2 separate regions of the Homo sapiens genome follow, and region 2 is linked to region 1. Evidence: chromatin loops called from intact Hi-C (ENCODE). Cell type or tissue: Caco-2. All regions are shown on one strand. Links, peaks and the distances in the headings refer to the core of each region. The heading gives the core; the rest is flanking DNA.

Region 1 (6,126 bases), core at 525-5,524:
CATCCTCATTTACTCTAAATTTGATTCATAGATTATTGAGCCTCAGATATCTGTTTGCCATCTGGTCTGGTCAGTCTGGTTTGGCATGCGTCTTCTTTCTCTTTAGAGTTTGATGACGTTTTAGGCTGTGAGGGGCATTTGCATTGTAGTAGAAATTGGATGATGTCAGACTTGCTTTATCACACTTTCTCAATAATCTCTTTTGGTGAGTTTGATATTCTACTTACAGCTGCTAAAGCTCCTTATAACCATACGCACAAACATACACTTCCATATAGTCATACATACTCACAAACATATATACACAGCCATTTACTTACACACGTGTACACAAAGGTGTATATCCACACACTTACATGCACAATGAGAGATGCATAGTAAGAATTTTTCCACTACCCCTAGTTTAACTGGAAGCTGTAGAAAATCTGAACTTTATTATATTGATCTCTGGGATCATCCACAAAATTGCCCAAAATGGGAATGCGGAAGCTGTTTCTTACCTTTCATTTTCTCCACATCCAATGTGTCCTCTTCAACTGTGTATTTTGAAACAACCTTTGAATCTGTCCCCTTCCCGCAACTGCACTGCCAACTGCTGATATCATTTTTTGCAAACAAGTGTAATGAAAAGAGCATATTCTTTAACATCAAGCAAACTAAGGTGCAAATTTTAGCTCTGCATGTATTCATTGTGCTATCTTGGACAAGTTATTTAACTATCCTGAGCCTCCTTGTCTTAATGTGCAGATAGAAGAAGATAATGCCTACCTGATAGGTGGCATAGGAAAAGGTCAAAAACATTATTTTCTACTCCCATTGCTCCCCTTGCCTGAAACATTATAATGGCCAAACAACTGGCCTCCCAACCTCCTTTCCCCTCTTCAGTTTTTCCTCTACATTATAGCTAGAGATTTTGCTAAAATGTATATATGGTCATCCCATTTTTTACTTGAAACTGGTATCTTCCTGCCTATAAAACACATTTTGTTTCTTAGTCTCACATAGGAAATCCTTTTTAGTCTGTCTTGGGCCCAGGACTCCAGTCCGATTTTCCTCCCATTCCTACCTGCCCTCTTGGTTTTGAATGTTCCACACAACTTCATTCCTTTCTCTGTTAATTGGCTTTTCCTTTACTTAGAATGCTTTCCCCCTTCCTGCTTTTTAGGGAGAACAGGGTAAACTGTTCTCCCTATCCTTCATTGAGTCTCCTTTCTTTTTTCTAAAGTTTTTTCTTATCAGCATCCCTCCCCCAATTTGAGCTCATTTTCTAGAAAGAATTAATAGCTTTCTTATATGACTCTCAAGATATTTCTGTGTGGTTCTCTAACAGCCTTCATTTATTTTATATGGTAATTATAGATGTCCATTTGTTCTAGGGAAGGCAGGTGTCAGGTCTTACTCATCTTTATATTCCTGGTTTGACATACAGTGCCTGATGTCTAGTAAGCACTTGATATCTGTTTATTTTAATGTTTATGCCCTACATTATCTATCACAAGTATTAAAGATTGATAGGTGCTCTGTAAATGTTAAATTGAGTTAATTATTTTCAATCTTACAGGAAGTTACATAAGTCATTCCTGTATTCATTTGTGAATTTTCGACATCCTATATTAAGAGTTGCACTTAGAATGTGAGTTCCATGAGGGCAACAGCACTTCTGTCTTACTGCTCTGTCTGCTATGTTGGCCCATAATTAACCACTCAGTAAGCCTTTTGTGAAAACAACCTCAATGAGTCTTCTACCTCAAGTCTTTTGAATAGGAATGGATTTAAAGCTGACCCCTAATACATCTTTCAAACTTTAAGTCAGTAAATTTTTTACAAACTTTTTTAAGTTGATAAATCCCTCAGAAATTATTCTGAGGAAGCTGATGGGATAGAAATGAAACAGACTAAGGGGCTCCAGGCAATCACCACTCCCCTTCGTTCTCCTTCCTCTGTTGGTGGGGATCAATAGAGCAGGATCCTCAAAACTGTGGAGTTCTTTGGAGCATACTTTGAAAGCCTCTAATTCTATTCCACGCTCTAATTTCCAAAAGAGGGAACTGAGGCCCGTGGTGGTTAAATGCCCTTTCCGAGGTTACACAGCTATACATGGTAGAGCCGACCCATGTCTTCTGACTCTCATCCCGTTGCACTTACAACTAGCCTGCATGTTCCCCTTTTCCCATATCGCATGGATAGCATCTTACGCATCTAAGTTTTTTTCTTTAATAATGATCTTCTCTTTTCTTTAAGAGACACCATCACTCCGAGTTGTACCACTTGCACCAGGCTAAATTATTCCTCAGTGTTTACCCCTTTCAGATATTTATAGACCATCATTATGGCACTCCCTAGTCACCTGTCAGCTTCCTAATATGTACATATATGGTTTCTTTAATCTTTCTGTACAGTCGGCTTCTCTAGTCCCTTAATCATTTGTACCATTCTCTCTCTAATGCCTATAAGGGAACTGTTTAAATATAGTCCATATGGGAAAAGTAACCTCAACATGTTGTAACAGGGGGCAGAAAAACACGCTGAATAGATGAAAGGAACAATCTACAGGTTAATTAGTAGTATGGCCACAAATATGTGCACAGTTTTGTTTCAGAAATAAAGCAAGCTGTATTTGTTGTAACTATCTCTTCTTTGAACTTAACAGAATGCTGATAATGCCAAGCTGTGTTTACAGTCCAAATTTTTGCTGAAGACCTTCAACTTTGCACTCTCCCTGTGTGGTATCTCTTGCCCAAGACAGAACTTCAAATAAAATCACATAGCTGATGCAAGAAACCGTTACTGAGCGTATCCATTTTTATGCAGTTTCTGTGGACTTACATGGTTTCTGGGAGCTCCCTATAAGCCTTAGTAAGGGAAAGCTCTTGACTTATCTCACTAGTTATTAGGGATTTGGATATATGTTTACTAAATGTGATAATCTAAGTATGGAAACTACATTAGTACAAGAGGAATCACCCAGAAATACTCTACTGGCATAAATAAAACATTACCTATTGCCCAGTTTTCTCATTTGTTTCATTTTGTAACTTTTATAATGTGTCAATAAGTTTGAAGTCTTGAAGGGCTGCCCAGAAACCACCACAGAGTGGATTTTCCTTACCCTCAATCTGCCTTCATCAAAATTTAGTTTGTGTGTTTATCCTATAAAATTTATCTCATAATAAAAACTGAAGACTAGGACGGTCCTTAGAAAAACACTTGATTCGGTGTATTTATTTTATAAAAGGGAGTCACAGAGAGAAAATGTGGCCAGCTCAGGTACATGGCTTCCTAGGCAATGTTCCATTTCGCAAAACTTTCATTGGTCCAGAAAGTGTACCTTCATTCCCAACCAAATCCTTCCTATAATGCTTTCCATGCCTTTCTTCTGTGGCTCTCTCTGATGATCTCACAGGTCTATAAGCTCTTACAGGTAGAAATATGATTTCTTGCTGTGTTCTTATTATAAAGCATTGCCATGCAACTGAGAAGTAATGAGAGCCAGTGGATTTTATTAGAATGGAATTTTAACTTTTCTACTTTAAAACCCAGTGATTCTGCTAGTCTGGAGGTAGCAAAGAAGGATGACTATTTTCTCTCTCACACAAAGTAAGATTCTGAAGGGGCTTATTCTCTGAATGAAAAACGAGAGGAGAAAAGTAAGAACCTTCTAATGTTTTATTCAAATGTTAACAAAGAAATTTGAGAAGCATGTTTCCTTAAAATTGACACCATTTTTATCCCAAACATTCTGGTAAGTGATAGCAGATGACTGTGCAAGCTTCTATGGAGAGAGAGAGAGGAATTTTTCCAGGAGCATAGTCCCAGTGGGAAGTATTACCTAAAAGTAATACACTAATCACTTTCAATCTTGCATATTTCCACATACTGTGTGCACACATATGTGTATTAATAACTGTTCCCTAGACGTCACTTCAGCGCTCAGACAGCTTAGTGTTGCTATGCGAATGCTGGAGATGGAATCAGATGCAGACTACAGTTTAGCAATGAGAATTCTTCAGAGATACAAGAATGGAAATGGCCTTAGGTCCTGCCTCATGGGTCTCCCTCTGAGCTCCAGTGTAACATCGGGTGTCAAGTATTTGTGGCCCCATCTGCCCACTCCACTGAGAATCTAAATGGCATTGCCAGTATTTGTGAGGTACTCATATCTTAAAAGTCAGTGTACTCAAATCAGTCTTGCATTCTACCTTGTGGATTTTGCATGGAAATTTTTTAGAATGTCATTGCTGATGGAAGCCCCAGATATATAAGTACATCTGCTCCATCGTACTGGTGATTTTTATAGATATTCATAAGAAAATTTATTTTACAGCAGTTTATTTTAGAGGAATTCTTTGCATTTTATTTGTATGTGTGTATACTTATTTTACTGGCAGGATACACACACATGTATATACACACACACACATACATATATACACATACATACATATATATATGAATGTATGTTTGTATCCTGTCAGTAATACTTTGAGGTACCTAGGGCTGAGATTACTATTTCTCTTCCACCTATGGCTCAAATGGGTAAAATAGCTTACTCAAAGTCACAGTTCATACATGTGGTGCAGCTTGAATCAAAACTCAATTCTTCTATCCACAGATTTACCACTACTTGAGTAGTCTGTGGTGTTTAAAAAAAATAATAAACAACAGGCCGGGCACAGCGGCTCACACCTGTAATCCCAGCACTTTGGGAGGCTGAGGCAGGTGGATCACAAGGTCAGGAGTTTGAGATCAGCCTGGCTAACATAGTGAAACCCCGTTTCTACTAAAAATACAAAAAATTAGCTGGGCATGGTGACGTGCGCCTGTAATCCCAGCTACTCGGGAGGCTGAGGCAGGAGAATCACTTGAACCCGGGAGGCAGAGGTTGCTGTGAGCCAAGATTGTGCCGTTGCACTCCAGCTTGGGCAACAAGAGCAAAACTCTGTCTCAAAGTAATAATAATAATAAGACGAAGAAGTAACAAAGCCAAACTGGAAAGTTTCTGTTAAATGAATGTTCTAGATAATACCAACGTATAAAGCAATCATTTTATACCAGCTATGGTCAAACAGGGACCAGAGCCTTGACTTTTTTTTGCCTCAACACAGCTCTGCAGAACCCACTCAGTACCCCATGTCCTACTGCCATTCCTTTGGTTTCCAGAACATTGAGATGTACAAATCCAAAACACCACAGTGTTTCAGAGAGAAATGGCATGACTCTACTGGTTGCAATTGTAATGGAGTTCACCTTGTTCTGGAGTCATACAGAAGCCATGTTGTAGACTTAGTGTCCCACGCAATACTCCTAATTACAATGAAAATCTACTGTTAGGTAGAAGGAGAAATTCCTCACAATCAGGCAACAGCGCCTACTAGTGGGAAGAAACTGATACTTGAGGTAGGGCACCTGGGAGATAGCTCTGTGCATCTTGAGAGAGTGCTACACTGAGAGCCCAAAGGCTCTCAGGTCTCATCTCTCCTGACAGCTTGCTATGACATCTTAATCAATGAATTGCCTCTCTCTTACCCTTTGTTATAGAGTCTGTAAATGAAGAGTTTGGAATGGCTACTTTCTAAATTTTCTACACGTCCTATGACCCTTGAAATCCTCTTAACAATGTATTATGGATACTTTGCTACTAAACGGTAAAACAGAATCCCGAGTAAGATGAATTGGCTTCCTAAGGAAGTAGTGTCAGGGGAGAATAGCACCATCTTTGGGGCCAGTTCCATTTATGCAGGTAATATGGTATGGTCCAGCTCAAAGATCACTGGACTGGGCTGAGTTGCAACTCTGCTACCTACTTCTCAAGTCATGTACAAGGTCATTCCTATGTTAACTCATGTGTTGGGAAGATGATAATTGTCTCATTTAGCTTTTAGTTATTATAAGATTCATATGAGAATATAGAAATTATGAAGTTTTATGTGAATCTGCAAATTTATTTTCAGTCTTTATATATCACAATTTTAATTTAGGCTAATTATAATTTTTATTTTCCCCTTTTTGTTCTATATTCTAAATTCGTATCTCCCATGGAGGCAGGTACTGTATGGACAAAATCTTTTATTAGTCACATATTGTTTTCATCCATTTTGTGCTGCTATAGCAGAATAACTGAGACTG
Region 2 (6,126 bases), core at 379-5,378, 660 kb before region 1:
GGGGAGAGAGGAAGGGATAAATTGGTGGAGTACAGGGGACTTTTAAGGCAGTGAAACTATTCTGTGTCTATAATAGTGGATGCTATAATGGTGGGTACATGTCATTACACATTTATCAAAACCTGTAGAATATTCAACACAAAGAGTAAACCATAATGTAAACTATAGACTTGAATTAATAACACTGCAACAATATTGACTCATCAACTGTAACAAATATACCACATTAATCCAAAAAGTTAATAATAGGGGAGGCTGGGGAGAGAGGTAGGACAAGGAAGTGTATGAGAAATCTATACTTTCTGCTCAATTTTTCTGTAAAACTAAAATTGCTCAAAAAATAAAGTATGTTAATTAAAAATTCTAATGATTGATAAAATATATGGTGACAAAAACTGTGGTTTTAGTGACATAGTTTTAAAAATTGTATTTGATTTATCACAACAGTATCCGCAATACACTTGAGAAAACAAGTATATATGAGTAAAATATGTCTATTTTTTGCAGTCTCTAGACAACCTTGAGCGCATATATGGAGCTCTTACAAACTCCACAGACCTGAAAGAATACAGTTTAGGAATCATTGCTGAAGGCTTCATAGACTTCTCTTGATTTAATGAATGAAACATCTCCTTAGAAGATCGGGAGTATACTAGCAGCAGGTCAGTGTTGCTGGTGTCAAATCTCTCTTTCTTGACGCCAGGGGACTCTAATACCTTTCTCACTGCAGAGAAGGGAGGACAAAATGAGAGGTTTTATGTAAAAGCATCTTACAGAGTGCCTAGTACACTGTAGCTGCTCAGTAAATATTAACCAAATCTGAATCCGGTGTTGTAAAGGAGATCAATTATCAGGTGCCGGATTGGACTGACTGACATCCAATGTCTCCCCCTGGGATCTGTGACTCATGCCCCACCCCCTTTTAATGCTTTGGAAACTCATTTTTGTTATGAGCTCAAAGCTTTGTCAACATAAGACTGAGTATGGGAAATAGCTGCAAATAGCAGGAGAAATTTTAGGTGACACCCTATCTCACCCACTTTCCTGTTCTCCCTCATATCTCATTTTCTCATGTGCACCTAAAATCTGAGACTCAAAGGAAAAACTTCAGTGGAATTCAATACATCTCAGTGTTTAAGAAGAAAGTAAAATTTGTCCTCCATAGTGATATAGTAGCAGAAAAATTATAGAAAGACACTCCAAAATTACAGTGTTCTGGAGGAATAAAATAGATGCCTCTTATAGATAACAAAGCTCTCATTGCATTTATTCACTGGCAGTATTTATTCATTTAGCTCCAACTGTGTGTGAGGCACTGACAATGCTGGGTATGGGGCTGGCTGGCACTATTTGATAAAAATGTCCTTTCCATCCTGATCCTTGTAACCTTGAGTACATAGGGATCCAACCATTCCCATCTGCTCTACTGTGGTCCGGGAGCCTCTGCCTCCCCCATTTGTTGGGCAAATCACCAATCCTACCTTTGTAATGGTGAAAGGCCGAGAAACAAAGCTCCATGAGAAAATATTTTAAAACTGGGGAGTTTTAATCAGTCATAAGAAAACCCAGCAAAGACATAATCCTTTATTTTGCAAATCTGAAGGACTATTATAGGGAAGGGGGTTTTCATAACTTTTTGGTGTAGAATCAAGAACAAGAATTACAAATCAGTTCTGGAAGCTGCTGGGAAACTGATGTCATCTCAGCCAAAGGGAGGATTTTTTAACAGTGAGATGTTTCCAGATATGAAACAGACTCTGTCAGTAGCTGGTGAGTTCCCCATTATTGCAGATGTTCAGAGGTCAGATGGTCAACAGACAAGAGTTTGTAGATGAGAATATTTCAGCAAACTTGGAAACAGGGACACTGATCTTTATGACTTTACTTTCACTACAAATCTGTGTCTATGAGCATTGGCTGTATCCATTGACGTCTGCATTACGGATCAGACCTCACAGCTGTGTCTATACATCATTTAGAGTTTGCAAAGTGATTTTCTTTACATGTTCTCATTAACTCCTCAGGACAACCTTTTGAGAAAAATAGTTCAATGATCATTATCCTATTTTATAGTTGAAAAATCTAAGAATAGAAAAGAAGGAAAATCAATGATAAAGCCAAAGGAAATGACCAATCTATGACGGGGCTTCACTCTTCCCACCAGGGAGTCAGAGACCAAGAATATTCATCATATTTTTAGAATGAAGAGATAAAAAATATCATATTCCAGAAAGGGGAGATAAGTTTTTCAAGGGAGTAAAAAGCTGTCACTAACATCCAAGATGAGCATGATGTTTTCTTTGTAGCTCAAAGAGCAGGAATTTGTGAGTCTTTGAAATCAACAAACTTACTACTAATGGGTCAGTGTCTTCTCACTCACAGAAGTCTCCTGAGTGAGATCAGGGTGAGCATTGACCAGGTGTGAGGAAGACAAGCCATTGCTTGCAAAATGGGAAAAAAAATCCAGGAGAGAGAGTGTGTCAGTCTAGGGATAATGTTGAACAGAGAACATCCCAGAGGGTGACCAGAAAATCAAGGACCACTTGTCTCTTTCCATAAGAATTTTTTGCATCTGGAAATGAGGTACAGTGATCCCTCAAAGAAGGTACAGATTGAGCAAACAGAGAACTTCTAAAGGCTGATGAAGGGATTAAGTCTTCTTTAATGATCATGTTGTGTTTGTCTCCAAGGTCTTTCATCTGTAGATCTCAGAAGGTTTTGCAAACATCAATTAAATGTTACTACATTCCTTTGGAGTAAATATTATTACATGCATTTGGCAGATAAGAAAACAGAATCTAAGAGGCTTGCCTAGGGGCTACCCTGCAAGATTCTAGGAGGCCAATCATCTCAAACATGAGCTGCGCAGAGCTCTGGGCCTCACAAGGAAGAAAAGACTGAGAATCTGAGAGTGTTATTTCCAGGCTCTGAGAAAGAAAGATTGCTGAAGGAATGTTCTCTACACTGGTCCACAAGTTTCTGGAGAATTGGGGAGGGCTTTTGCCTTATCAAAAAGATTGAGTCCCAAAATCACAGGACCCAGAGATTAGACTTCATGAATCACTCCTCAGTCCCCTAGTTAGATGTCATCTCTCCTCTTCCAAGCTGTCAAAAGCCATTGTTGTAATTTCTCTTATATTCTACCTTGGGTTATAATTATTTGTGTTGGTGTCTGGTTTTTTTCATGAGCCTTCAAACAAGATTTACACTGTCCATTATGTTTGGAATAGAATAAAACATCATAAAAATGTGTTTTGAATTTGAAGTAGAGTTTGTGGGGGGAAAAGCAGTAGACAACTTCTGTAAGGTGCAAGGACCAAAGTTGATAATTTTGTCCTACCCAGAGACAACAATAAGGCCATCCTAGAACTCATATTTGAAGGTCAATAAAGGCACTTCTGGGTTTTCCTAACTGCCAAAATCTCAATTTTTACACTAAATAGTAAAGTTCAGTTGGGATATCCAAGCCTGGTTAAAATTTAGTAAAGGAGTCTCATAGAAAGCCACATGGGTAAGTATATTTTGTAATAACAGATCTTTATATGAGCATCATATCTTATAACTTTACAAAGCATTTTTACAAGCACTTTCAAATTTGATCCTATTAAGACACCATGAGGTGGGCAATAGAGACGTTATTATCTCATTTTATTGATGAGTTTCATCAAGGTTAAGTGACCTGCCCTGGGTCACATAGCTATCAAATAAGAGAAATGAAGCAGAAATCAAGAAATGTGGAGGAAGAGAAGAATGACCATTCTCTATATTCCATAACCTCCTTTCCGTTTCCAGCCTTCCAGAACTGGACTGTTCCTTGTGCTTTCTTCTTTGTCCGGTTCTGTTGCTTGCAACTGATGCACCAGTGGCGAACCCAGCAGAGTTCACACTAAACCTCTTTTGGTCTTGCTGAGTCCTCATCACCCTGTGGCAGTACCTGTTCAGCTAGAAATGCAGAGCTCACCTGAACCCAATTTGACTTTCAAGGAAGAATTTAGTGGCAGGTGCAATTTTGCTAGTTTACAAACCCACTTCGAGTGAGACAGAAAAGAAGAAGATCCCCATAAAAGCTGTCATTTGAAAACCCATTTTCAAATGCAGTTGTCCAAGCCCAAGGTGGAGAGATGGGAGACTTTTTGATTCCAGCTCCAGTGCCACCAACCAATTACGGACCTCTGTTGTCATTCCCCAGATATTTAATGAGCACGTAGTACATGTTGAATATTGTGCTAGGTGCCAAGGACACAGAAATGAATAAAATTTGTTTCCTGTTCTGAAATAAACAAGATAGACAAGCAAGCAGATAAAAACATTACAATGTAATTTGTGCTTTATGGAGTTGAAACACTGCAGTAGGAACCAGCAGAGGAGGTATCTAGTCTGAGAAGTCTTCCTGGAGCCAAAGAGTATTTCAAGAGCGGGGCCTTCTGAGCGCAGGGCTCTGATCAGTTGCATGATCTGCTCACTCATGAAACTGCTCTTGCCTACAAACTTCCTCTGTGTTGCCCTGTTTCTCTCTTGAGGGGAGCACCAACACAAGTGGGTACAACAGGGTGGTGCAGAAATTGAGACATTCTGAGACTTAGCAGTGACCTGCAGCTGCCAGCCAGGAAAACCCATGAGGCAGGATAACAGCTGAGTGAGGCGGCGACCAGCCACTGCTGGAAGAGGTACTAGGGGCAGGGACAAGCTGAAGCTCCGGACTGCCAGTGACTGCAAGAGCTGCAGTGGGCCTCCACGTGGTGGGAGGGAGTGATTGTTTTCAGAACAGCAGCAAACTTTTCCCAAAGGCCCAAGGCCCAGCTTCAGTAAAGCTGTAAAGAGGCTTTACTCACTTCTAATTTCTCCATTACGTTCAATTCCCATAACCAGAGGTAAACAGCATTTCTTGCAAAGTGGGTACTACTAATCCAAATATATAAAGATGCTTTCCATACTTCTAAAACATCACGCTTTATGCAAGGGAAACTTTTAGCTGAAAGACTCCACTGGCAGCAAAAACAAAGACAAAATTAGTCCTGCAGGTGGGTGAGGATGTGGGCATGGGCTACACTCTCAACAGTGCCATCTGCAGCTTTCAGTGACTCCCCCAAAATCACCATCATTGCACCCTCAAGCCTCTACCTGCTTCTCGGACACTGCCTCTACTAAAACAGGAAGCATTGGCTACTTGACATTTGCATGGCAATAATTCGGAGGCTGGCCAATTCACTCTCTGTTATTCCACAGTGAGCTTTCCAAGCCAAGCCTTTGGACCAATCAGCTTTATATTTTTCAATTCGTTAGCATGCCATGAAGAACTACAGATTAAACATCAACAATCTTTCCCCCCTCCTTAATAACCCTAATATTCTAGCTATCTATGAAGATAATTAACCTTCTTAAAGAAAAGTGCCCTAGGAAGCTTACCTTGACACAACAGACAATTATCTTTGTTTAATCGCTTTCTTTAAAAAAATTCTAATATTAGTGTTTAGCTTAGTCCTCCTGTACAGGACAGTGATGGCTGCTCCCTACGACACTCTCCCCAACCTCAAATCTCATATGACGGTCATTATCGTCCCCAGCATGCTTTCAGGAAGTTGCTTTATTCTTGCTACTTGGCAATCAGACTTGAGCCAGAGACCTGCCAGGCAGCAAACTGCTAACAAGCCTCCAAGGCAGATCAGATTTTCCTGTCCAGTATCGTGATGAGGGAAGAAGACAAATGACCTGGCCAAGGTCTTGGAGCAAGGTGAACACCCTCTGTTTACTCCAGTATCTGACCCATCCAGCCGCACTCCCAAATATATTGCATTGCTCATGAATTGCCTCCACGTTATTTGCTGAGTGTCCACTATGTGTTGCCCCTCTCTGCTAAACCCCAGATGTTCAGACATTAAGATGAGGGAAGAAGACTGCAGCCAGTTCACTGATCAGGGTCTGATTCAACTAACCATGATGCTGAAAGTGATTCTTTTGCTTATTGCATCAGGACATACCTAGCATATATTTGTGTCAGGTCCTTTAGAGACTTGCTTGAATCTCACCTTTCCTAAGAGCACCCACAAACTCACCCCATGGGAATTAAGCTCTCTTCAACAGAGAGCCCATGTCATCCGATTAGACTTCTGCCTTTGTTTTTATTTT

Evidence for each region. A loop is a pair of places that touch in the nucleus more often than their neighbours do. Peaks named below come from ENCODE experiments on the same cell type or tissue, not always from the same donor. Only the 100,000 strongest peaks of a DNase experiment are listed, where the experiment ranks them.
Region 2: it touches region 1 in a loop (14-fold over the local background); 2 of 110 quality-filtered maps call a loop at or near these places.

The regions. Positions count from the first base shown.
Region 1 is chr3:188,743,838-188,749,963 of GRCh38, forward strand. The region is part of intron 8 of LPP (LIM domain containing preferred translocation partner in lipoma); the gene reads left to right. Among named protein-coding and RNA genes, the nearest start is that of MIR28, 58 kb to the left of the region's middle. In Caco-2, for the core only: no CTCF peak of the experiment used is centred there; a DNase peak (open chromatin) is centred at 2,714.
Region 2 is chr3:188,080,465-188,086,590 of GRCh38, forward strand. No RefSeq gene overlaps it. Among named protein-coding and RNA genes, the nearest start is that of LPP-AS2, 71 kb to the right of the region's middle. In Caco-2, for the core only: no CTCF peak of the experiment used is centred there; a DNase peak (open chromatin) is centred at 2,837.